Linked DNA regions of Mus musculus: all the other regions are linked to region 1. A link is a loop called in an ENCODE intact Hi-C map of the cell type or tissue named here. Cell type or tissue: heart. All regions are shown on one strand. Region 1 holds the start of Gm51548 (a long non-coding RNA gene). Region 2 overlaps Zfhx3 (zinc finger homeobox 3). Region 3 holds the start of Gm42043 (a long non-coding RNA gene).

What was found. Hi-C counts contacts between places; a loop is a spot of excess contacts. Peaks named below come from ENCODE experiments on the same cell type or tissue, not always from the same donor. Only the 100,000 strongest peaks of a DNase experiment are listed, where the experiment ranks them.
Region 2: it touches region 1 in a loop (2.1-fold over the local background); 2 of 42 quality-filtered maps call a loop at or near these places.
Region 3: it touches region 1 in a loop (3.0-fold over the local background); 6 of 42 quality-filtered maps call a loop at or near these places.

Annotation. Positions count from the first base shown.
Region 1 is chr8:108,570,851-108,578,850 of GRCm38, forward strand. The region is part of intron 1 of Lncbate1 (brown adipose tissue enriched long non-coding RNA 1); the gene reads right to left. Gm51548 (a long non-coding RNA gene) reads right to left here and starts at 7,175. Exons shown (of 3, transcript XR_003947448.1): 1 at 3,106-7,175; 2 at 488-683; 3 at 1-25. It also overlaps a transcript of Zfhx3 not described here. In heart, a CTCF peak has its summit at 3,447 (motif pointing right); a DNase peak (open chromatin) is centred at 3,481; H3K4me3 peaks cover 254 bases; H3K27ac peaks cover 286 bases; H3K27me3 peaks cover 732 bases.
Region 2 is chr8:108,755,070-108,763,069 of GRCm38, forward strand. All of the region lies in intron 1 of Zfhx3 (zinc finger homeobox 3), which reads left to right. Among named protein-coding and RNA genes, the nearest start is that of Zfhx3, 44 kb to the left of the region's middle. In heart, a CTCF peak has its summit at 4,876; DNase peaks (open chromatin) are centred at 513, 902 and 4,922; H3K27ac peaks cover 1,975 bases.
Region 3 is chr8:108,689,983-108,697,982 of GRCm38, forward strand. It overlaps Gm42043 (a long non-coding RNA gene), which reads right to left and starts at 3,628. Exons shown (of 3, transcript XR_879166.2): 1 at 3,311-3,628. It also overlaps a transcript of Zfhx3 not described here. In heart, no CTCF peak of the experiment used is centred here; DNase peaks (open chromatin) are centred at 1,429, 2,109, 4,079, 6,259 and 4 weaker places; H3K4me3 peaks cover 3,911 bases; H3K27ac peaks cover 2,510 bases; H3K27me3 peaks cover 3,000 bases.

The DNA of each region.
Region 1 (8,000 bases):
CTCACTGGCTCCATTAAACTATAAGCTTTCAGAAGCAAAAGGAAGAAATCTGTCTATGAGACTAGAACTCTACCAACTAAAATTGATTATTTTTATGATAGATCTAAATGATGCCGTCGTTTAGAAATAATGACTTTTCAGTTTGTTTCCCTCCTTCATACATTGGCATATTTTACCTAAATAAGAACTTTTCCAGAAGACAAGCCATTTTATTGTATTTTTCTCTATCACAATAGCATACTGCTTTTTTATTTCCATGTGAAACCTTGATTACAACAAAGGCAAGCACACAGTTCATAAGTTGACAAGGAACGGTGATTAGTTTTTTTTTTTTTAAAGATCATAATAAATCCAGCTTTGCCAGCATTAAGCTGATCTCATGGGCTATCCTGCCTCCCTCCTTCCATCTCTACCTCCCTCCCTCCCTTCCTTCTTCAAACTAATACCCTACAAAACACCCTTGACTCTACAGCCAAAACGAGCTTACCAAGACCATGGTAACGCTGTCCTAGAGTTAGATCCATTCCTCTCCCTGTCTTAGCATGCACACTAGTGTGGTGTTCTCCACCCACCATGGCCTCCCAAGGTACTTGTTGGAGCGATGAGATTCACCAATTTTTTTCATCCTTTGCGAAAAGGGAGTAGCTGGCGTTCCCTCTCTAGTGGACTCGTGATCTTCGTACCTGGAGGTGTTAAGAATTGCTAAGGGCTGTAGGACCTGTGTAAATTACAGCCATGCAGAGAGGCGTTGAAAAAAATCAATAAGTAATGAAATAGTACTGGAGTGAAGTAGCCAAGAGAGCAATGGGTGGGAAACTCCCAAGGATGCAGTTTCATTTTGTCAAAAGGTAAAAGAAGATGTTCCAGTGTGTTTCTCTAAAACCGGGCTTCCTAGGAAATAAGATGCTTTGGGCATAAATAGCAGTAGAGTTAGTCATATGCCGTAGAAGCACAATGGACTGTGGACTTTACAGTGCTAGGTTGTTGTGTTTTTTAATTGGATATTTTCTTTATTTACATTTCAAATGTTATCCCTTTTCCTGGTTCTCCCATCTCACCCCGGGAAACCCCTCTCCCATCCTCCCTCCCCCTGCTTCTACGAGGTGTTCCTCCACCCACCCACCCACTCCTACCTCCCCGCCCTCAATTCCCCTACACTGGGGCATCTATCGAGCCTTCATAGGACCAAGGACCTCTCCTCCCATCCTCTGCAACATATGCAAGGCCATCCTCTGCAACATATGCAGCTGGAGCCATGTGTACTCTTTGGTGATGTAAAGTCCCTGGGAGCTCTTGGGGGACTGGTTGGTTGATATTGTTGTTCTTCCTGTGGGGTCACAAACCCCTTCAACTCCTTCAGTCCTTTATCTAACTCCTCTCTTAGGGACCCCGTGCTCAGTCCAGTGGTTGGCTGCGAGCATCTGTCTCTATTTGTAAGGCTCTGGCAGGACCTCTCAGGAGACAGCCATATCGGGCTCCTTTCAGCATGTACTTCTTGGCATCCACAATAGTGTCTGGGATTGGTAACTGTATATGGGATGAATCCCCAGGTGGGACAGTCTCTGGGTGGCCTGTCCTTCAGTCTCTGGTCTACACTTTACCAAAGTGTGAGTGCTTCAGTCTTTCTTAGGAGGAGAACAAAGTACTTATAGGTTTTATATTAAACAATCCTGAATTTTATTCCAATATAGCAATGTCATTGATGTATTTCAAGACTATACAGTGTCTGCCCCTTGAGGTTGAGAGGATTGATGCCCTCAACTACACCCCAATTTTCCTCCATCCATATTGCCTACATGAACAATCTCCATCCTTTCTGATCACTCATGAGCAATGGCCCCCAGTGGTGTAACTGAACCAGGACCTCCACTCCCAAGGGCTCCTACAACTTGTGATTGAGTCTGGCTGGACATGTACAGGCTAGTGGCTGAAAGCCCCTCACTGAGTCCACTCTCCAAGTAAAGGCCTTTATTGTGAATGAAGTGTTCATAAAACTGAGTGTCTCCAAGCTGAAATGTCATCTGATGATTTTTGTTTCTTTTGGGTTATTATTTGAAAGTATGCCCAACCCATGCTTCTCAGTAGGTGACTTCTGCTCCTCCTCGAATGGCCATCTGGAACGTAAAGGAAAGTCTTCTGGGGGAGATGGGCAACTACAGGTCTGACCAAATGGAAGGACGCTACACAGGGTCACCAGAGAGCTCACGAAAACAAAGGGGTTGGGGGCCTGTGTCTTGCATATCTCTATACAAACAACCTTCAATCTCAAATTATCTGCATGGTCATATATTTATGTACATTTATAACAATGGTCCTATCTACATGTAGCTTCTGCCCTTTATTTCTTAATAGAAAAGTGGAGACTGGAATGTGTTCCCAAGTTCTCTTTTGGGTCCGCTTTTGTCTCTCTACCTTCTGAGATTGAAACTTTAAAAAAAGAAAAAAGAAAAAAAGATACCATGGTGGAATGAAGGAAACAAGCACTTCTTTGTGTAATGAAATGGCCCAATGACTCTTTATAGTCTTTGTGATACTATGATTTGAGTCTTGAGACACCAAATATAGTAGCCTGGCTTATCTCCTTCCCCTTTGTTGGCCCCCATGTCTATGTGCAACAGGGACAATAAGAGTCTTTTATACCTGATAAAGCAGCAATAACCATAAACAGAACAGTAGGACTGGACCCAACTGGCTGTCTACTCATGACCTGTCCCATGTTTCCCAATAGTTAATGAACTGGCTTTCCTTACTGTTTTTAACACATGTCTGTGTCTGCTATATTTGTGCAACATTGAAAATAAAGACATGTTACACTAAACAGAAGGATACTTGGTTAGACCCTTCCTCTCAAAAAAAAAAAAATCACTTTTTCTTGAAATGTGTAAACAATATGACTCCAGTTAGTTGATTCACCTCCTTCCATGTACAGGTGTGATCCAATTGCTTTCATTGTGTCCCTTGTGGACTATACTGTCCAGACAAGGTTGCCAAGATTTAAAAGAAAAAAAAATCTAGCAATTGATAGGCAGGAAACATGCACTACTCAGCATCCCGTGATGGCTCCCTTGCCCTCTGCCCACTAGCCGTGGACAGAGCAATACCCACCTCCTCCAACGATTCATCTACTGACGCCATTATCCATTGCTTATAACATCGCAGTCACAATAATGAATCGGTATGTCTTGATCCTTGAAGTACTTAGGAGGCCACACACAATGAGGGGAAAACAATGTGAAGACTGGGTTCTACTCAGCACAGGCTGGAAATGGATACTGGACAGGGGGGGAAAGGCATTAAAGTTGAAGAGAATTTTGTTTAACATGACGGTTTAAAAGATGTAAACGGTCGTGATAGGCAGGATCTCCTTCAATCAGAAGACCATGAGGAGGCCCTATTTAGACCAGTATGCTGGTGTGATTCCAAGTCACGCTACCACCACAAAAACACTAGGGGGCGCCATATTAATACCGGTGTCCCAGCTCCATTGCCCTATGAAAGCCCTCCATCATCTCTGGACCTTGGCTCTCAGTTTATTCAAGGCATGTTGCTGAAGGTTCATGACATGTGACCATTTCAGGAATGCAACCCGAATTAATGGGGTGGAGTGCTCTCCAAAACTCATTCCAAGCAGTTATATCTTAAGGGATACCTATACAAGTTCATTCCTTACGTTGGGCTAGGTGCCATTGCTTCGTGCCTGATGTATCATGGGATATAATCATCCCGAAACTCCCTGGCATTCAGACTCACCATCTACCTTGGAGTAAGATAACACTTGCCTTCCTGGGCTGATGTGCCTATGAGATACGGATTATAAAATGGGTGCCTCTTCTTTTCTTTTTTAACTCTGTACTTTCCATCCCCTATTCAGAAATTATTCTCCATAGAAGAAAGTTTAGCAGCTATCTGTCATCTACTAATAAGACGTCATCAGCCTCAGTCACAGCCTCAGGTTAGGTTGGGAGAGTGTGGAGACCTGGGTGCACAGTGGCCTCCGACCCCACTGGGCTACAATTCCGCCTAGTCACTCATAGTGCAGACGTAAGGATGGTTCTCCCCATACCCACTACGCCACCTCAAGCTGGAAGCTCTAGCTACTTCACTTGGGGTAGGGTTTCTGAAGCTTACAGCCAATGAAGATCTGTAAACGGCATTTAAACTACAAAAGGGGCTGGAGGTGGGAAGGGAATTCCCGGGGAAAGAAGTGATCATGGTGGAAGATGCCAAGATCATAGCCCATTTGAAATCCGCTTCTGTGTCGGACATTCATTTCAAAGCCTGTGCTATCAGATGGATTCTCCTTGTTGCTGTTCCATTGATTTATTGAGTACCTAGTATATACGAAGCAATGAGGGAGCTCTACAAAGACAGTCAATGGGAAAGGGACATCCTTGGCTCTGTTCTTGACATTTGCATAACTGCCTTACCCAGCATGCTTTTCCTGTCACCCATCCCTTTCCAGTCTGTGATAGCATGGTCTCTATCGCCATCTTCTTCCCCTCTCTATCCCCATTAACTGAACACTAGCATAAAGAAACAAAACTCAGGGGGAGGGGGGAAGGGGAAGGGGGATGGTTCCACTGGTAAAGCGCTTGCCATAGGCACGAGGACCTGAGCTTAATCCCCTGAACCTACTCGTAAGAAGCTTGGTGTGGCAGTGCGGTGCACGTTTAGAATCTCAGCCCTGGAAAGAGATAAAAGACAGGCTGATTCCTGGAGCTCTCTGACTAGATAGGCTCTCCTAATGGGCCGAAGAGAAACAAGATAGATAGCTTCAGAGGAATGGCAGCCGAGGTCATTCTCCAGCCTCCATACATACGTGCAGCTACACGCATATATGTGTGCACACGTGTGTGCACGTTCACACACAGAAACCAAACTAGATTGTGTAGTGCTTATGTTCTCAGTACCATAGATCAGCATCAAGAGTTCTTTAAAAATTAAGGCTTCAGAAAAACTTGTCCTCTGCTCACGAACTTAAGACACACACACACACACACACACACACACACACACTCTCTCTCTCTCTCTCTCACACACACACACACACACACACACACTCACATACACTCACACTCTCACTCACACACACACACACAAACACAAATCAGTAAGTAAAAATGTATATATATTTTTAATTAACTGCAATGGCATACCTCAAGGCAGGGTATTCTAGAAATAGAGGTTAAAATGGTATCTATGCCATACTATATATGTCTAGAGACCAGAGGACATCTTACAGGAGTCTGTTCTCTCCTCCAACCAAGTGGCTCCTATAGAATGAACTCAGGCTTGAACTCAATCTCTTTCACTTGCTGAGCCAAGGTGAAAGGACTGGTTTATAGCCACCATGTGTAGTGCCCAAGTCTCTCTGGGCTCCTGGGACAGTGTTCCCACTGTTCTTTACAAACATATCACTTGACATTAAAGAAGAAGGACCGAGCTGGGATGAGCTAGGCTGATAGAGTACTCACCTAGCACAAACCCCTTGGCTAGAGCCCCACATAACCAGAGCATAGCAGTATGTGCCTATAATCCCATCACTTGGGAAGCAGAGATACAGGTAGGAGGACCAGAAGTTCAAGGTCATTCTCAGCTAAGTAATGAGTTCAAGATCAACCTGAGCTATGTGAGACCCAGGGGAAGGGGGCTATCCCACATGCATCGAACTCCTTTACAAAGGGTACCTTCTGATTTGTAGATCAAGGAGGAAGAGTAAGTTGTTTGATTGTTTTGATTTTTTTTGTTGTTGTTTTGGGTTTTTGGTTTTGTTTTGCTTTGTTTTTTTTAGTCCTTTTTGTTCTGTTTGTTAGAATCAGGGTTTTTCTGTGTAGCTCTGACTGTCCTGGAACTTGCTCTGTAAACCGGGTTGGCCTCGAACTTACAGAGACAAGCCTGCCTCTGCCTCTCAAGTGCTGGGATTAAAGGCGTGTGCCACCACCACGCAGCTCATAGTTGGCAAGTTACTCAGATATGTCTGACTCTCCTTTTAGTCAGCAGGCCACACTATAACCCCAGTAGACAGGAGGAAGAGGAGGAAGAGGAAGAAGTAGTAGAAGAAAGGGAAGAGGAGGAAGTAGAAGAGGAAGAAGAGGAGGAGGAGAATATAAACGGTCTGATTGGTAAGCAATGCCTTTTCCCTTCCCTGAGGAAGGTGCAAACAGGAATCTCACCAGTTCATGAGGATCAAGTTAAAGAGGACAATTAAAAGCGATTAGTCACTGGAGTGTGTGACTCCATGGGTGTCTTCTAAAATAGGATTGGCTCTCACTCTTTGGACCGGGTACAGAGAAGCCAGCCATCAAAGACATCTTTCCTAGGCCTGCAATTCTGTGATTAACTCATTTCAAGGAGCCAGACTGCTCCAGCTCATTAGGAACAATGACCCCATTTCTCAGGAGGTGCCAAGTCAAGTGGTCCCAAGGGAATGACTTTGGCACCCAGCGATGGTGAAATTAGCACCCAAGAGGTTCGCAGGAGATCAGTCCCCTCGGCGGGGGTCCTTGAGAACAGAGCAGTCACTCAATCTCTCGGTCCTGAAATCCGAGGAAGCCTCTGCCCACTGCCGGTTTAGAGTGCAGCATCTCTGAATACCTTGCTAAAGGGTCGCTTTTGTGAATTTTAATTCATTCCAAGGTCCAAAGATAAGCAGCCTGTGTGGATGAAAAGGGGTTTCAGTGGGTGCTGAAAGGGGTCGGGGGGAGGGTTAGACAGTATTTGGGGACTGCGCAGGGAAATGTGAGTTTTGGGAGGGAAAAGCCTGGAGCCGCAGAGAGAGGCGTGGGCCAGCGCTAGGTTGGAAGCCCCTGACCCAACTCCAACTCCCTGAAGAGGGAGAAAGAAAGCAACCTAGGCAGCCTCTAGGGGCTTGGCTTGGACAGCCAGACAGTGAGACTGAGCCTCCTCCGTGAACGCTTCCAGGGGAAGGGAGGGGATACTGGGGTACTGCAGCTTTGATGTGATGGGCGGGTAAGAGGCCTCTTCAACAAGCCTCTCCCTTGCTTCCAGTGTTACCTGGCCACACTGCAGATGAAAGCCAATCAGGCCAGCTGCCTGCTCTCTTTCCTGTCTTTTTAAACCTAGTAAGGTTCTCAGGGCAGCCCCATGCAATTACCTAACCCTAGACTCTAGAGAATACGAGATTCTCCTACAGCAAAAAAATAAAATAAAATAAATATATATATACATACATACATGTATATATATATACATACATACATGTATATATATACATACATACATGTACACACACACACATACATACACACACACACACACACACACACACACACACACACATATATATATATATATATATGTATATATGTGGCTCCAGGGTTCTCTCTGAAAGTGCCACAGGCAGAAGGGAGTCCAGGAGAGATCAGATTAATGATCACTGAGGGGAAAGAAGAAGGGAAGCCAAAGGAAAACAAATATCAAGTGGGGTAGAGAGACTAGAAGGAGACAGATTCCTTAATTTTTTTTTTCTACAGTGGTTTCTCTTTTGGAGATCTAAGACCCACCAAGTGTTACGTCAAAGCTGTCTCCAAACCACTAGATGAGGGGGTTTTGTTGTGGGGCCGATACACTCCCGGGACTCATTGGAATGGCAGGGTAAAAATTAATTAGACGCTGTTTGGAGGGGGCTTTGCAAGACAGCCTGAGGCTACGCTTCAGTCTGGTTGTTAGAAACAATATTATCACCGCCACCCCTGCCCAGTGAACAGGCATACACGGGGGGCGGCCGAGGGGGAGCCACAGAGCATTCAACACAGACATCAGAACCGAGCGCTCCTCCCAGAGAGAGTACTTACCACAAGCCAGTGGATCTACCTGCTGACAACCTCAGAAATATGTCTTGTTTCATTTTCAGATTTTTTTAAGAGAGGGGGTTACACAGGAAGCTTGCAGAATCCTGATGAAACTGCTTTAGCAGGAGATGGGGGAGGAGGTGGGCCTGACTCGAAGGCTGAGGAGAGCCAGGGGCCAGCTGGGAGGAA
Region 2 (8,000 bases), 180 kb after region 1:
AAGGATTACCCAGGAGATGAATGGCAGGAGGGAAGGTGGTTTCCTGTAAAGGCTGTTTGCCTGGGATCATGGTTTGTTAAGCCATGAGGAACATCTTAGATAGATGTTCAAAGTTGATTACTCCTTCTATGCCCACCATGAATTTGAAAATAATAATAATAATAATAATAATAATAATAATAATGCCTTCATTGGAGCAGTCTATGGTGTTTAGTTGAGTGAGACTCTGGGAATAGTTCAGAATGTAGAAGAGGGAGTCGTCCCAATGTCTGACAATCTATTGTCCTTTCTCAGTCCGGCCTTGAAGTGTCTATTGGCTGGACAGTTAGACCCATGACTTTGTGCCCTGTGTCTCCTGGGTGTGGTACATGCTGTGTAATTCGAGAAGGACAGGGGTGCTGGGCCTCTGCAGGTGCCCAGTGTGTTTCTATGGGTTAGGCAGCTGTGTAGGGAAACACCCAGGATCCTTGCAAGCCATGGGCTGGAGTAGCCGAGCTTCCTGCGGTTGTCCGTCCCTTTTGGTGTCTGCATGTGGCCATTAGACCAGGCAGTCAGGGAGGAGGAGACTGACCTGGCACGTCTTCTGGTTAAAGGATACTCCAGTGGGTTGAGCAGGGTGCCAGACATTGCCACAAACCCTAGGAAATGAGTAAGGAGAAAAAAAAAAAAAAAAAAAGCAAAGGAGAGTCCTCCCTCAGAACAAGCTGGGCTTTGTGCAGAGCGGGCTCTAAGTATGAAAAGCCCATTGTTCCCAGATGGCTTTTAATTAATACTCTGCACTCACACCCATCGGTCGGCAGCAAGAGCCGCCTCCTTCCTCCCTTTTCCACATGGTCTTTGTCCTTCACTTTGGTGCCCTGGGGACAGGTCTAGGGACAGGATGGGAGACTGGGAGAGGTTGTTGAGTGTTGAGGAGAGCGTGGACACACAGGACTCCTCACTCTTTGTCCTGTTCCGGATTCTTAGTTGGGCCCGTCCCTCCACCTGCTCTAAAACATCCCTTTGAGTCTGTAGGTTGGGAGCCAGCTCTGTCCCCTGTGGGGTTCTGGGAAGAAGGCCCAGCCTTGGCGGGCTCCAGGGCACTGCGCACACCTTTTCTTGCCTACAGCCAGAGCAGGGAGCCAGAAGCGAACGATGTTTTGGTTTCCGTTTCTCCCCGACTGCCCTGCTCTTAGAGATGAATCTGGACCGAGGAAGCTTTAGCTTGCCAGTGATGCTTTCTAGATCAAACTGTGAGCTCTGTGGGTGGGGTGAGTCCAAATTCAGGAGAGAGATGGTGCAGTTCATTGGATGGTGTAAAGAAAATGGGACCCCATCCTGAGTGGTGCACGTTGTGTGTCTAGCTTCACCCCTCCTGCAAAGCTGCTCCGTATCTGCTCCGCTTTGGTTCTCAATAGCCCGGGGTCCCATCCGTGAAGCAGTAGATAGAATGATCAGGTCTGAGTCAGTGACGTCCAGCCCTGGACTAAGCTGACAACTGTGGACTTTTTCTTGTGCCTCTCTGTATGCGAATGATTACATTACATAAGGCATCACCTCAGCCAATCATTTGCGTGAGTTTCCATCATTTTGTATGTATGTATGTATGTATGTATCCTGGCAAGCTGGGTTTGACCAGAAGCGGTTTGGTGTGATCATGAGTTGGGTTGGAAGCAGAGTGTTTCTGATGATGGACAACACAGTCGGCTGTGTGGCCAGCGCGGAATTAGTTCCCTGTGGGTAAAGACACAGGATTTCTTAAGAGGGTTTTAAGTCATGAAACCCCAAGCAGGGTTAATGATGGATAAGGCCTTAGAGAAGGTCTGATGAGCCAGCTGATCTCAAATGGAATCAATAAGTTGTGCAGGATTCCTTGAAGATCTGGCCACTCTAGCACCAGCGAGCTTAACTTTGTGACATGTCATCCAAACGCAGCAGTGAGCGCTGTGACAAAGAGTCTCTAGGAGTTCTGTAGTGACAGTAGGAAGAGCAAATGGGAAACTGTTACAGAGAGACCCGGAATAGAGTTGGGGTCTAAGATTTCATCAGCAGAGGGGCCTGTGCCTTCAGCCCCAGGTCAGATGTGGCCACTGAGCACAAGCTAGGTTGTCCTGAGAGCATAAGATTCAACTGCATATTTTACCCAACGTTTGACACCAGGTGCTAGATAGTGGGGTAAATAAAATGTGTTACCATCCAGCTTGCCTTACGTATTCATCTTTTTAAATTTAAAATCCTAGTACTAGCTCCCATATTTGTTGGCTTTTGAGATGGGATTTTTTTTTTTTTTTTTTTTTTTTTTTTTGAGACAGGGTTTCTCTGTGTAGCCCTGGCTCTCCTGGAACTCACTCCAAGCTGGCCTTGAACTCAGAAATCCACCTGCCTCTGCCTCCCAAGTGCTGGGATTAAAGGCGTGCGCCATCACGCCAGGCGAGACAGGATCTTGATTATGTGTCGTGTAGGCTGGTATGTGAACTCATGGTAATCCTCCTGCCTCAGCCTCCTTGAGTGTTGGACTTAACAGGTGTCAGCCATTATGCCTGTCATGTGGAGGATTTAGAGCAGTGGTTTTCAACATTCCTAATGCTGCGATCCCTTAATACAGTTCCTCTTATTGTGGTGACCCCACAACCATACGATTATTTGTGTAGATACTTCGTAACTGTAATTTTGCTACTCTTATGCAAATATCTTTTTCCGGTGGTCTTAAGTGATTCATGTGAAAGGGTCATTCGACCTCCCCTAGGGATTGTGACCCATAGGTTGAGAACTGCTGACTTAGATTAGGCATAGCTTGTTGTTGGTCAGTGGTGAACTTGGTGGGAAGTCAGTTTTTGTTTTGTTTTGTTTTCTGTAGTGGAGAGTGCTATAAGTGATATCATGATGAACAGTCTGTATTTGCTTCTTAGACTAAGCTGCTGTACACAGATTCTCCTCAGATGGCATCCTTTCCAGCTGTGGCCACACTATGAGCAGGAGGATAGCTTCGCCCATGCTTGTGAGATAGGAGTGTCCTTTGCAGGGTAGGGACTCTGGGATTGGACCCTGAGGTGACTTTTGCTCAAGAGCTTCAGCAGCCCTCTAGGGTAGGTGACAGCTGTTGCTCAGCCTGCGAGACCTTTAAGGAAAGGCAGTAATTGCTCAAACAGGCCCCTGGACCCTCTGAATGCGATCATGCAGGTTACATGGGCTCCAAGTGAGATAGTGCCTTGAATTCTTCAGTGATCTTAAGAATGCTATGATATGGTGCTTAGCATATAGGAGGCCCTAGATCCCTAGCACTAAAACAACCAACCAACCAACCAACCAACCAACCAAAAAAAAACCCAAAATCAGAAATGGTTGGGGTGATAGGGAAGCTTCACATGGAGTCTGTCTGTGAAGGTCAAGGGCTTCCTGTGGGGCCCTGGGCTCAGTTACCAGCAGTACAAAGAACAAAACCGTAAGACAGGACCCACCATGCCGCCCCAGGGTCTTTCTAGAAAGCAACGCTGAGTTTCTGTTGGTGATTTTCCATCTCAAAGGGGGCTTAGATGGGTCTCTCTCTGAGCAAGAACTGTGGTTCTCTTTTAAGAATACCAGCCTCTCTCCTCCCTGCATAGAAGGTGACTTCTTTTTTTTGGTGGTGGTGAAAGTCCTGCCTCATTCTTAGCCTTTCTGGTGGAAGGGTTGAAGATTCGCAGACTGGCCTTCAGTAACAATAGCTTTGGGACCAAGAGGAACGAAAGGGATCTTTGTAGTGATCCTGTGTCCACAGTACTGGTCAGACTAGTTCATACCTGGTTGATTGTTATCAGTAAAGTAAACTTAACTCTATGGCCAGAAACAAGCCTGTAGCATCTAGCAGCTTCGATTCACCAGGTGAAGCCGCTGTGGCCACAGCAGTCTGCACATTTCAAGGGTTGCAGGTGGGAAAGCCGGGGTGTTTGTGCAGGGAAAGAGGTCCTTAAACCCCCCACCCCCAAGTCTGGCCCCTTCCCTGTAGACTTACAGTGGGGTTACGAGTCTCATTTTGTTACGAGATTTGCCTTGTCTTGTGGAAAGTCGAGGGCTCATTGGTAGCTTATTGGTATTCGGTGAATGTCTGGGTAGCCACGGGGTGGTGAAGTCCAGCCCCTTCATCAAGGGTTTGCTTGGTGTGCTGGTCACACGGGTTTATAGAAGATGAAAGGCCACCGTCTCTGCCTGTAGGAAAATGATATCCAGTAGGACCAGCCATTATCCGGGCAAATAATTACCTGCATTTAAGCGCTCAGACGAAACGGAGAATCAACATTCTTAGTAGGGAGGAAAGCCACAGCAGGATGGGACTTCTTGAGCAGGTTGTGAAATCCCAGGGCCTGAGGGCCCTGGGTGGCTCAAACTATACCTGCATGATTTTGCCTTTCAGTTGCTCTGTTCTCATCTGACCCTCTCACAATCACAGCCGTCCCTTGGCCAGATCCAAGCCTTCCCCGGGTCACGCTGCTGTTGCCGAGGCTCCTCGGAGCTCTGCGATCTGCCTGAGGTCCTACAGTCGGAGCACCAGGCCTCCCCTCGTGGGGTTCATGGGCCGACTCCTTTTGCGCTTGCTGCCTGGCACACCACATCCCTGGCTCAGGATCTCTTCCGAGGCTGGGATTGCTTGAAGACTGGCAGCCTTTGTGTGTTTCATAGGAGAGGAATTTGGGGGCTGGCCTTGGGAAGAGGCCTATGACAGCTGTAACTGTGGATGTGATCGGAGGGACAAAGAAGTTGTCCATCAGACAGGTTTGTGCCAGCAGTTTAATTTCCTTTATTTCAGGACTGGAAGTTATTTAAATTACTTTATAGACTTCCTGCTTCCTTACAAGAGCTCATTAAGTAAGTGCAGGCTGAACTGCTTCATTGCCATAATGGAGTGCCTGGACTTGCAGTTCTCATTCTGCCCTCTAGGGGGTCAGGAGCCGAGAGGAGCAGAAGGAAAACATGGACAGCCCAATTAGATAACTTTTTTTGAAGTTCACATTCATTCATTCATTCATTCATTCTGTGGGCATGTGTGTGGGTGCACGTGTTGTATGCCCAGTGTATGGAGGTCAGAGGACAGCTGTGAGAGTCCATTCTCTCCTTCTGCCCTATGGGTCCTTGGTCTCAGGTGGTCAGGCCCGGCAAGCGGGCACCTGTAGGCACTGAGCTGCCTCACTGGCTGTGGCGACTCTTAATAGGTGCCCCATGATGGATTGACATAGGGGATCTAACTCAAGTGTAAACAACTACCCAGTATTCTGAAGTCTGTTGTCTGTTTCCTGCATCTTGTTAACTTCACTATAATTCATGTTCTGGAGAAGTGGCAGGATGCTCATCTGGCTTTACAGTTTGGGACCCTAACTACTGTTTCTGTGATTGGAGCAAAAGCTAAGTGGAGTTTTATAATCAGGAACATGGACCGAGAAGGTCATAGAGTCTCTGGGTGATTTTGCACATTGTGTTGGTGTGACGTTTGAATCATTTAACCCTCTGATTTACTTGATAGGAAAGTTTTCAAATGAATTCCAGAATCGTATTACAGCTCTTAAGTCCAGGTCTCGAAAAGCCTCGTTGCCTAAATGCTTTACCTTCAGACATTCCAAGAAAATCGTATTTGGACGACCAAGAAATATTCCTTGTACATCTTTAATTGTCCCATCTGTCCAGGGGAAGGGGAAAACCGGCCCTAGAGGGCAGAACCGAACAGGTTGCAGAATGCTGGCTAGGAACAGTAGCCACAACAAACAACTGTTTTGAGGACAGAGATGGTACCAGTGTCAAGCTGTGGCTGGCTCCCTGCAGATGTGCAAGCCAGCTGTTTACCCACCTCCCTCCCGGGAAAAGCTGGAAAAGGTTGAAGTCGGACAGGCGCCACATCCAAGAGGACCTTCCTGGACCCAGTGACTTTTGACCTATTACTGTTCAAAGTCACCCGGTACGAGCCACCACTATTCAGTGTGTGCTAAGTTTTTTTGCTGACCCGGAAGGTCCTGAGCACTCCCCGGAATTACCGTCCTCTAGGGTCAGGGTGGGGGAGAGTCACTCTTCTCTTTCGGGCAGACAAGAATATTTCTAAAGCTGGAGTATATCACAGCGACTTAAATATAACCCGAGTCAGACCTGCGCGTCTACACGAAGGCCCAGTTTTAAATATTCATTTACAACATTAAGCGCTGTAATTTCTTCATAAAGAATTCTAAAATAATAAAGATGACCTGGTAGGCAGAATTCCCTTGTATTTTTCTAAAAGCTTTTCATAAGGTCCCTCATAAAAGATTAAGAGACAAGAAAAAAAAAAAAAAGAAAAACCACAGTGTGGCACAGAGTCCTGTTGTGGATTAAAAAGTGATTAAGTGGTAGGGAACACGGGGAAGCTGGGGAGACCCACTGCTCATAGCAGGGAGAGGTTAATCGAGGGGCGTCCGAGGACTTTGTCATGGGGGCCAGAGTTATTAAGTATATTAATTGTTTGGAGAAGCAAATGGATGGTGAACTCGTGCAATCCACGGCCGCTACCCTGGATTTTGTGACTTGGGTTTGACACAGACGTGTCTGTCCTGAGTGCATCGGGAAGCCACCTGGTACTCCGGTAGGAAAGGAAACTTAAGTCCATGGCATGGTTAGATGGGTAGCTAAGGCGACTTCAGAGCCTGTGGCCTCTCCCAGGGAAAGACTTCCAGGAGTTCTCATGGGTACCAGCAGCTCCGGAAGCCACTAAAGCAGCAAGCAGGTCTATGACCTTGGAGTGGAGGTAGGCACTTTAGAAGGATGGCACTGATACTTGTGGGCAGCGAGGTAGCTGGGAGGTGGCCTGTTGAAGTCTAGTAGAATACTCAAAGCATAAACAGGAATCCAAAGCCCTGAAGTGTCCCCCCCACCCCGTCTCGCTTGCTCTAGCCATATTTATTTCATATGTGTGGGTACACTGTCACTGTCTTCAGACACAGCAGAAGATAGCATCGGATGCCCATTACAGATGGTTGTGAGCCACCATGTGGTTGCTGGGAATTGAACTCAGGACTTCTGGAAGAGCAGCCAGTGCTCTTAACCGCTGAGCCGTCTCTCCAGCCCCACTCAAGTGTCATCTAAGGTGACCGGTGCTGCATGTTTAGTTGAAATGGTGATAGATTCTAGACACGCTCGAAGGGTGTCGGTGGGCCAAGCAGTCCTCTGCTGGGTGTCCTGCCTCTCGCATCTCCTCCTGATGCTTCCCTGATGCTAATTTCCACATTCCTTCTGAGGCTGAGATGAAACTTCACTATGCATGTCTGCCTAGCTCGAGAGCATGCATTTTCTGAGCAGGCTCCTCCAGGCAAGCCTCAGACATCTTCCTTGGCCACTTGCCTTTGTTTACCCATTTTCTCTTGTAGCTCCCCAGCTCTCTTACCCACGTCGCACTTTAATTAATCCTTGAAAAGTGCTGGCCTCCCTCAGCAATGTTGCTGAGTCCTTCCTTTTTGCCTGTGAGCAGATAGATGCATCTGTGTGGGTTAGAGGGATGCAGCGGGGGGGGGGGGGGGGGGATCTCTGACAAGGCCCCTCCAGGGGATTTTTGCATCCTTGGTCCAGCCCAGTTAGAAGCTGCAATTACTGCGTGGTGGCTAATTACCCTGCCTGACGTTAGATCAGTGGACAGAGAGGGCTCTGAGCCTGTCAGCAGAGGTCAACCAGAGGTCCTCTCACTCAACAACCCTCCCGTGATAGCTGGACACAGAGAAAGCTTTAATGGGCAGAGGCTGAGAGCACGCTCTGGTACGGGTCTTCGCTGGGGGATGGGAAAGCCAGAAGGCCCTTGATGACTGAAGAGGTCACAGAGGCTGATAACCCTTCATACGACCCTTCCCAGGAAGCCTGAAGGAAGGAGGAGAGAAGGAAGAAGGAGAAGGCTTCCCCTTAGAGATGATGCTTAGCACAGAGCCAGATAGATACAGAGAGGAGCCTGGGACATGGTGCTTAGATGGATGGTGACTCTGTGGCTGACTATTAGAAAAGTCAGTTTTACCCGGGCTGAGAATGGGATACCTCGGGGCATT
Region 3 (8,000 bases), 120 kb after region 1:
ATCTATTCAGATAGAAGCGCATCTCCCGTGTAGCCACAGTGCTGAATAGTGAAAGCCGGGCTAGGCCTGGCTGTATGAATGAGTCCATCCCCTACATTATGAGCTAAATTTGAAAAGGGGGACGGGAGGCTGGGGACCAGGGCTTACGAGAGGAAGTGAACTCCAGCAGTGATCCCTAGACCATTCCAAAGTTGAGAGGTGCCATAGTAAGAAAAAACAACATCTAATACCATCCCTTTCCTCCTCCTGTTCTGCATCCTCCCTCTCATCCCTCTCATCCTCTCATCCTCTGTACCACTGTGGGTAGCTATGACTGTATTCTACCTTTTTGAAAAGATAGATGAGAATTGGATATGGTGGGGTTCACTTTCACAAACACCTCAAAACCCACCTCTGAGGGTCCAGAGTAGGAAATCGAAAGACCACAGATAACACCGAGAAGACCCTCTAACCCCATTTTTATTTGGGACCAGAACCCCTGAATTCATTCAGTCAACAGGGGCTGGTTGTCTATTAGACAAAGACAAGTATGTAGCCTATAACATTTGGAAGTTTAAAGTTAGACGTCATAGCAAATATGTAAAGCCCACAGAAAGTTCTAGATCCCTGGCATGTTCAAGGAAGACTTAGGTCCTGATGAGTCTGTAGGAGGTATATCTATGACTGCCAATCCCTTCCACCAGCTTGAGCAAACAGGTTTCTGAGAAGGCAACCTTACAAGGTCCCAACTCTCCCTGGCTGGCTACACAGTACTGGCAGTTAGTTATCTTTGCAGGAATCAGAGACACAGCCAAACATGGACGACCACTATACCACAGTTCAAGGTCTCATCTGCGATCATCCTTCAGGAATGTTCTATGTGAGACTTTCCACAGAATGAAGCAGCAGTAAACACACCCGTCCTCCATTACTAGGCTCTCCCAGCAGAGTCCCACCTTTGCAAGTGTTACGAATGAGAAGTTCACACCTAACTAATGATTTCTTAATAGTCTCTCTCTGGTGTGACCTTTCCATCTCTCTCTCTCTCTCTCTCTCTCTCTCTCTCTCTCTCTCTCTCCCCCTCCCCCTCTCCCCCTCCCCCTCCCACCCCCACAGTACAAGGTAGACAAGCCCAGATAACCATCTGGGGTAGGGGAGGGGGGAGGAGCCAAGCCTGCCTCCCTCTTTGGCCAGGGAGTTTTCCTTTACTGCCCTGGCTGGGCCTGGATACCTTGCTGTCTGCTTTCAAAGCTATTTCCAGGGACACCCTCTGTCCACCTTTTTGGTGAGAATAAATAAACAGACGGAGGCTCCCACGTCTTTATTAAACATTTCCTCCACGCTGCATGCTTTGGCGCTGCGCCCATGTGCACCAAGAAGCGTCTCCAGAACAGCTGGACCCCACAGCCGTGCCACACAGTCCTACTTATAAATAGCCCTTTGAACAGGCAGGAGGCACCTGCATTGGCTACTGCAAGCCGCTGTGCCGTCGTCCGGGTTTTCCAGCTTGTGAAGTTCCTGGCTGGAAGAAGCCGCCTCTTCACACCCTCACTGATCAAGGACTAGCAAAAAAAAAAAAAAAAAAAAAAAAAATCCAGGGTCCATTTGCCTTGCTCCGTTGGCATGCACAGACTGGATGTAGGGGAAGGAAGGACACCCGTGGCCAGCAGCTATGATAAAAATATAGGACTGTAGCCAGGAAAAGCCTGATCATAAATAAATAAAAAGGCCACGTCTGACCAAACCCCCGACCCCTAAATCTTGAAGGCCACTGGACCAGGAAATTGAATGGCTGGACGGTGTAGCTTTGCTCCCCGACTCTGGCCCCGCATCCTGCCCTGGCCTGAAAGGTTCTCTGGGCTGTCTAAAAGGTTTGTTGTCCCCCTCCACCACCACCATCCTTTTAATTTAGAAATTGCAAAGATATAGCTAAAGAGGAAGTGCATTTTAAAAACGCACTGAACACTCAATGGCCACAGATCTGAGTGATATTGAAAGAGGAAGGGCTGGATGGAGAAGGAAAAGGAAAAAAAGCCAGCGTGTGTGTGTGTGTGTGTGTGTGTGTGTGTGTGTGTGTGTGTGTGCAGGATATTCTCCGAGACAGCCTCTGAAAAGGGAAAACAAAGGCGAGCGCGTGGCGTGAGAAAGGCAGAAATAAGTGGGAGAGATATATGAGTGTTGGGGGAGGGGCGCTCAGGCCATGGATGGGAGGAGGGATACGGGAATGCTGGCTGAGAGGCGAGCCGCACACGTGTGAGGGAGGGAGGGAGAGAGAGGGAGGGAGGGAGGGAGGGGGAGAGAGAGAGAGAGAGAGAGAGAGAGAGAGAGAGAGAGAGAGAGAGAGAGAGGAAGAGAGGAAGAGGAAGAAGAGGAGAGGAGAGGAGAGAGAGGGAGAGAGCGAGAGACAATGATGTCAGCATTTCCTTCTGGGCTGGTCACGTGGTCCTTGCCAGGTAAACAGACTGGAAATAGACTCCATAAAGGCAGCCTGCTGGGGGAGGCAGTGGCGATGGCTTCACCCTTTCGGCTCTGCTTTATCCTCAATGAGCAGGTTTTCCCTCTCTGAGCCTAGGTAGATTGTGTTCTTAGAGCCCAAGGAACAGGCTCCAAGATTGAACGGGATTTGCTTCTTTGTAATTAGCCCAAGGAGTTTAGAGTCAGTTTGATTTTGAGGGACGGGGTTGGGGTGGGGGGGTGGGGGGAGAAATGAACTGCAAGCTAAGCTTGTCTTAGTGCTTAGACAGGTCAGAGGGGTCTAGGTTAGGGCTGGATTGGAAAGGGCAATTCGGAATGAAACTCAGATGTTGTCATTACAAACTGGAGGATTCAAAATGTTCAAGAATCTAATACAGCTCAGTGTGTGACTTCAGTGTCACAGTGAGGGACGGAAGCCACACAGACAGTCAAAAGGCAGTTGCTACTGGGCTCAGTGGCACCCACTGTAATCCCAGCACACATGGGGCTGAGACAGGGAGACTGGGAATTCAAGGACAACTTAGGTTGCTTAATGGGCTTTCTTGAGACAAAACACGGCTTTGCAAGCACAGCTCTTTAAGAAATATAAATGGGTTCCCCCAGCAAGGCATGGTAAGAATTTAGGGCATGTTCAAATTCAAAGGACACATCTGAAAACTTGATCTGACAGGAGTGGTGGAGTGGGCCTTTAATCCCATCACTCTGGATGCGGAAGCAGGTGGATCTCTGTGAGTTCCAGGCCAGCCTGGGAGAGGCCAAGGCTATGTAGAGAGACCTTGTCTCAAAAAAAAAAAAAAAAAAAAAAAAAAAAACAAATAAAGAAGAAAAAAAGTTGTTTTATCCAGACAGCTCTCACCTTGGCTGTGATGTGTGGGCTCACATTCCTGGAAGTAAGGCCTCTCTCTGTATGTCTGGTGAAATTCTCTTTTAGGCCATTCCAGTGCGTATTAATTTTGGATCAGAACAGTACATCTTGTTTTCTCTCCTTGTGGGAATTTGGCCAAGGCCCATGAGAAATAGGCCCATCAGCTGTGTCTGTCTTCTGGGCTGGAGAGGGTTCCTGAGTGTAACCTGGATGGTGCCAGACAAACAGGGAGGCCTCAGTAGTCCTAAAAGAGCAGCAGGGTGTATCTACCAAGTAGATACAAGAAGAGACTGCTCCCCCACCGGAGACACAAGACCTCTTCCCTTGCCTTTTCTCTCCCCATTTGATTTCTCCAACCATCTCTGGCGCATTTGGAGCAGGACGCACTGTACTTCAAGATGAATTGGGGCATCCAGTGTGTCTGTTGTTAGACTTAGGAGGTGACCAGAAAGTGGGCTTTAGTTGCATCAGGGGAATGGGGGTGGGGGTGGGGCAAGATGTTTGTAGATGCCATTTCTCTACCCTCACCCCGTTAGCTCCTCTCACGAGTGAGGAGTGATGAACTAACACGCACGCATGTACTTTTAGCCCCTTGGGGGTTAAAAGATAGATATTTGATCCCTTCCTCTGGTAACAACATATGTCACTCTGACACAACTCCTAGGCCTGAGTTATTTTTGCAGCATTATGTAATTGGATTGCCTAGTCAGAAGTGCTTCCTTAACAAGCCTTTCAGCAGCCCTCCATGTGGGCCAGGCCAGCCAGTCCTGCCCAGTGGCATACACCCACACTTGGGAAACCTTCAGTCAGAGCCAACCAGCTAATCACAGTGAAGGGAGGCCAGTGTGTGGTGGTCTAACGCTGGAGAACCTTGCAGAAGGGCGGCTAAGACCTAGTTGGAATCTATGAGGCAGGAGCTGGCAGCTTGCACAACACACATACACATACACACACACACACATACACACACACACACCCTTTTCTCCCCTAGGGTCTGCAAAGCCCACACTCTCATGCGCCCAAGAAGCCTGCCTGTCATTTGAGTGTTCCTGTCACCTAATTCTCAGCTTACTGGATTTTCTAATATTTTTTTCATGAGTGGTTGGTTGGTCATCTGATTGTCCTTTCCTGTTCGTCTTGATGACGTGTAGAAGTAAGGGTCTTGTCCCAGCTTCAAGTAGACTAAGACAATTTGCAAAGGCAAAACAAGAAGGCCCTGTAGAAGCTTTTGCTCCTGAGGTGGGAGCAGCTCAGGCTAGCCCGTCTGGGGCATTGCATCAGGGTTGTACCCTTGCAGACATCCTGGCTGAGTTGCCATTGCTGCATTTCCTTATGGCTTCTGTCACAGAGAGCATCTTCCTTGCCGGCCTGTGACTGTCTCCTATCCTCGAATGTCAGCCCTGGAACCATGGGAAACTAATGCTTGTTTTGTCTTTCTGCCTTAAATGGCACTGCTAGCTTTCCTCTTCCACCGACGACGGGCACCTTGCTTGTCTTGCTTTGACAAGAGGCAGCTGGTGTAAAGCCCCACAGAAGTGGGTTTCCAGTACAAGCTGAGCAACTTTAAAGCTGTGTGGCCTTTGAGTAACAGCCTCTCTGAGTGCAATCATCCTCTTGAATAGAAAATGGAACTCAGAGCATTTTCCAATTGCAAATGAATACAATTACAGGTACAGGGGATGGAAGGGAACTTCACATAGTAGGTACTCAGCAAACGCAGCAGACTGGAGGAATAGAGAAAATAGACACTTGCTTGGCTCCTAAGGTTAAACTTCCAAATTTCAGCATCATTGGGTTGGAAGGGAGGAAGAGATGCCCCTGGTCCTAGGATCTCTGGGATAGATTCTCCATGGCTATTTAATAAGTTTCCCCCACCTAAAAACTGCCCCACCTGGCACTCCCTTGCAGGCCCTGTCTTCCTGTAGACCCCTGTTTCTTTCACCTGTGCTAGGGTTCACCGCCTGCCCGGAAACAGAAAAGAAAAGGGCTAGGCACGGTCTCACCCAAAGGTGAGTCCTGCTGTGAATCTCGGGCCTCCTGGTAGGAGCCCAAAGGGCAGGGGACAGATACCAAGAACAAAATGAGGTAGGCGCAGACAGCTACCGGCAAATAACTGCGGAGGCCGGGAAAAGAGGTTCCCTGGAGCTGGGGGGCAGGGAAGAGCCGGCACCTCGGTTCTGGTCGCTGAAGTAAACAAACACCCGGAGCCTATCGCATTGACCGCACCTGGAGGGGCCACGGATGGTGTGGTCCACGGCCTGTGGCAGCGTGCGCCGCTATCCTAGTTGGCAGGAAGCCCTTCCCTGAAGACTGTAAGTCTAACCTTTAGCATTCAAGTGTCGGGGGCTAAAGTGTCTTTATGAGCGGTTCTTCCTGCAGCAGCGTTCCCAGACTTCGGGAGGAGGGTCGGCGCAAATCCACCGCTTTCTTTTCTTTCTCATTTCCCCCCTCCCAGACAAAACGCGCGAGGGAGGGAGATGCACGCAAGACACTGGCACCCCTGAAGTTGGCCTTCAGCTAAACCAAACACCCACTCCCACCTCCTTTGGTTAGGAGGGTCTGCGGTGCGCCCCAGTAGGTCCTCCATTCTCCGCTCGGCCCTGAGGTCGCGAAGGCTACAGAACCCGGCTTCTTCCCAAACACCTAGGCTGGGAGGGGAAGCCTGGGACTTGGGACTCTCCAGTGTTCTTCTGCAGCTGGCGTTCAGGGACCTCTTCCTGGGCAGCCCCACCTCTGTTCCCAGAGGGGCGGGGGTGGGACGTTGGTGGCCTAGCAGTGTCTGGGAAGCTCGACAGGCTGCAAAGGCGGAGGAAAAAAAAAAAAAAATCTACAGAACAGGCAGCCCCAGCTAGGGAATCGCAGCCATGGGGAGGAAGGGCTGGGCCTGAACGTTGTCCGGGCCAGGGGGTGTGCCTGCGGCCGCGCCCTCTGCTTTCCAGCTGGGCAGCTGGGGCCCGGGCTGGGCGTAATGGTTTTTTTAGGTTCCCGCAGAAGAACGGTGACAGGCTGGCTCCGCCGGGGCTAGCCTATTTCCCCTCCCAGCCGAGGGGCCCCAGGAACGTGCCAGGCGCGCACCTGCAAGAGGCACTTGGGTTTCTTGGCTGCGGCTATTCACTGGCCTAAGCGGTTCAATTGGTGTCTTCAGGAGCCAGAGCCTCCTGGCTTCCTCTCGGCATCCCAAGCCAGAGGGAAGAAAAGGGCCCCGAAATATCAGGCGTGCTAGATACTAGGGATGCGCGCACTAGCTCGGAGAACCGGAATCTGCATCTTGGGGAAATGTCGGGATTCTTGGAGGTTATGGTTTGGGAGAGCAGAATGGAGGGATTTAGGGAGGTGACTGGTCTTTACAAAGTCCAGCCCCCAGGTGGGGGGAATAGTAAGGCAGATACAAAAATCGGTGCGTCCTATTCTGGCCACGAGAAACTGACGTCGAATGTCACTACTACCCACTGAGCTCTACAATCTAACTGGCAAGCGGCTGTGGTTTTAAGGGCGCGCCCGAAGCACACAGGGGGTCAGTTCCCTGCCCTATGCCGAGCCTGAAGGCCGCCCAAAGGAGAATGTGGCTAGCTGGAGTCAAATCCCTGGTGCTCTAAGCCTGTTGCGCCCTGGACCTCTCCAGGGACCTCGCGGGGTGCCTTGCCTCTGCCCATTTTCCCCATCCAAAGGCGGGCCCCAGATTTCGTGCCTTACGCACGCTCCAAGATCAGATTCACCTTTCTCTCTAGTCTTAAGAAGGAGAAACAAACGAATCGGATTTATTTTTCTTTAGAAAGCATATCTGTTCAATGTCCTTTGTTGCTTAAATTGTCCTTAGAAAAATTTTTTCCAACTTCATTTGAGAAAACAAAAAGTTGATGTGTTCCCCAAACCTTGTTTTACTTTAATCCACCCCCTTAGACGTGTAGTCGGTTACCTCGGAGGTTTTCTGAGGCGAAAAACAGTGAAATGGAATGGCAGGGAGGACGAAGACTGGAAATCTCTCATTTTAAATCCCATTACTGGCTTTGAGAAGTACAAAAAAAAAAAAAAAAAATCAGGAAGAGCTAGTTCGTCCCCCACTGATTTCCTTCACTTCAAAGATTTCCCTCGCCCCTTAAATCAGAAATATTATGGCACTAGGTATTTCTCAAGGAAAAATGCATACTTTTTTCTGAACATATATATGATATAGGTTCCTTTTTTACATTTCTCAGCAAAAGAAAAAAGTGTGTGTGTGTGCGAGGCATTCAATTCCCTCATCATTAAACAAACCATGCCTGCAAGAAATGCAAGCATGGGGGGGATTGCTCAGCCACCTACCCCTCCATTAGCACATGCCTGCCTGTCAACAATGCACGTGCCACTGTGGGCATTCTCTCCCCAGGCCAGCCCTGGTGGAGCACGCTCACAGCTCTGCTCCTTAGACTCCCACACCACCACACCCCCGCCCGCTCTTCTCAGGGCTTCCTTTTCTTTAGGCTGTAGCCGGCAGGCATCATTCCCCAAGTTATGTGCTCCTGAGACTCCCTAAAGCGCACGTTGTCCAACCAAGGGTGTCTGTCCTGTAGTTGTTCACTTTGTTGAGTTGTGATGAGGTTAGTTCTGTCTCCTCCTCGCGCCCGCCTTCGGCTTTTGATGCGGTGCAGACTTCTGGTACCGGGTCACCAACAGGGAAGCCAGTGTGTGGTGGTGGTGCATA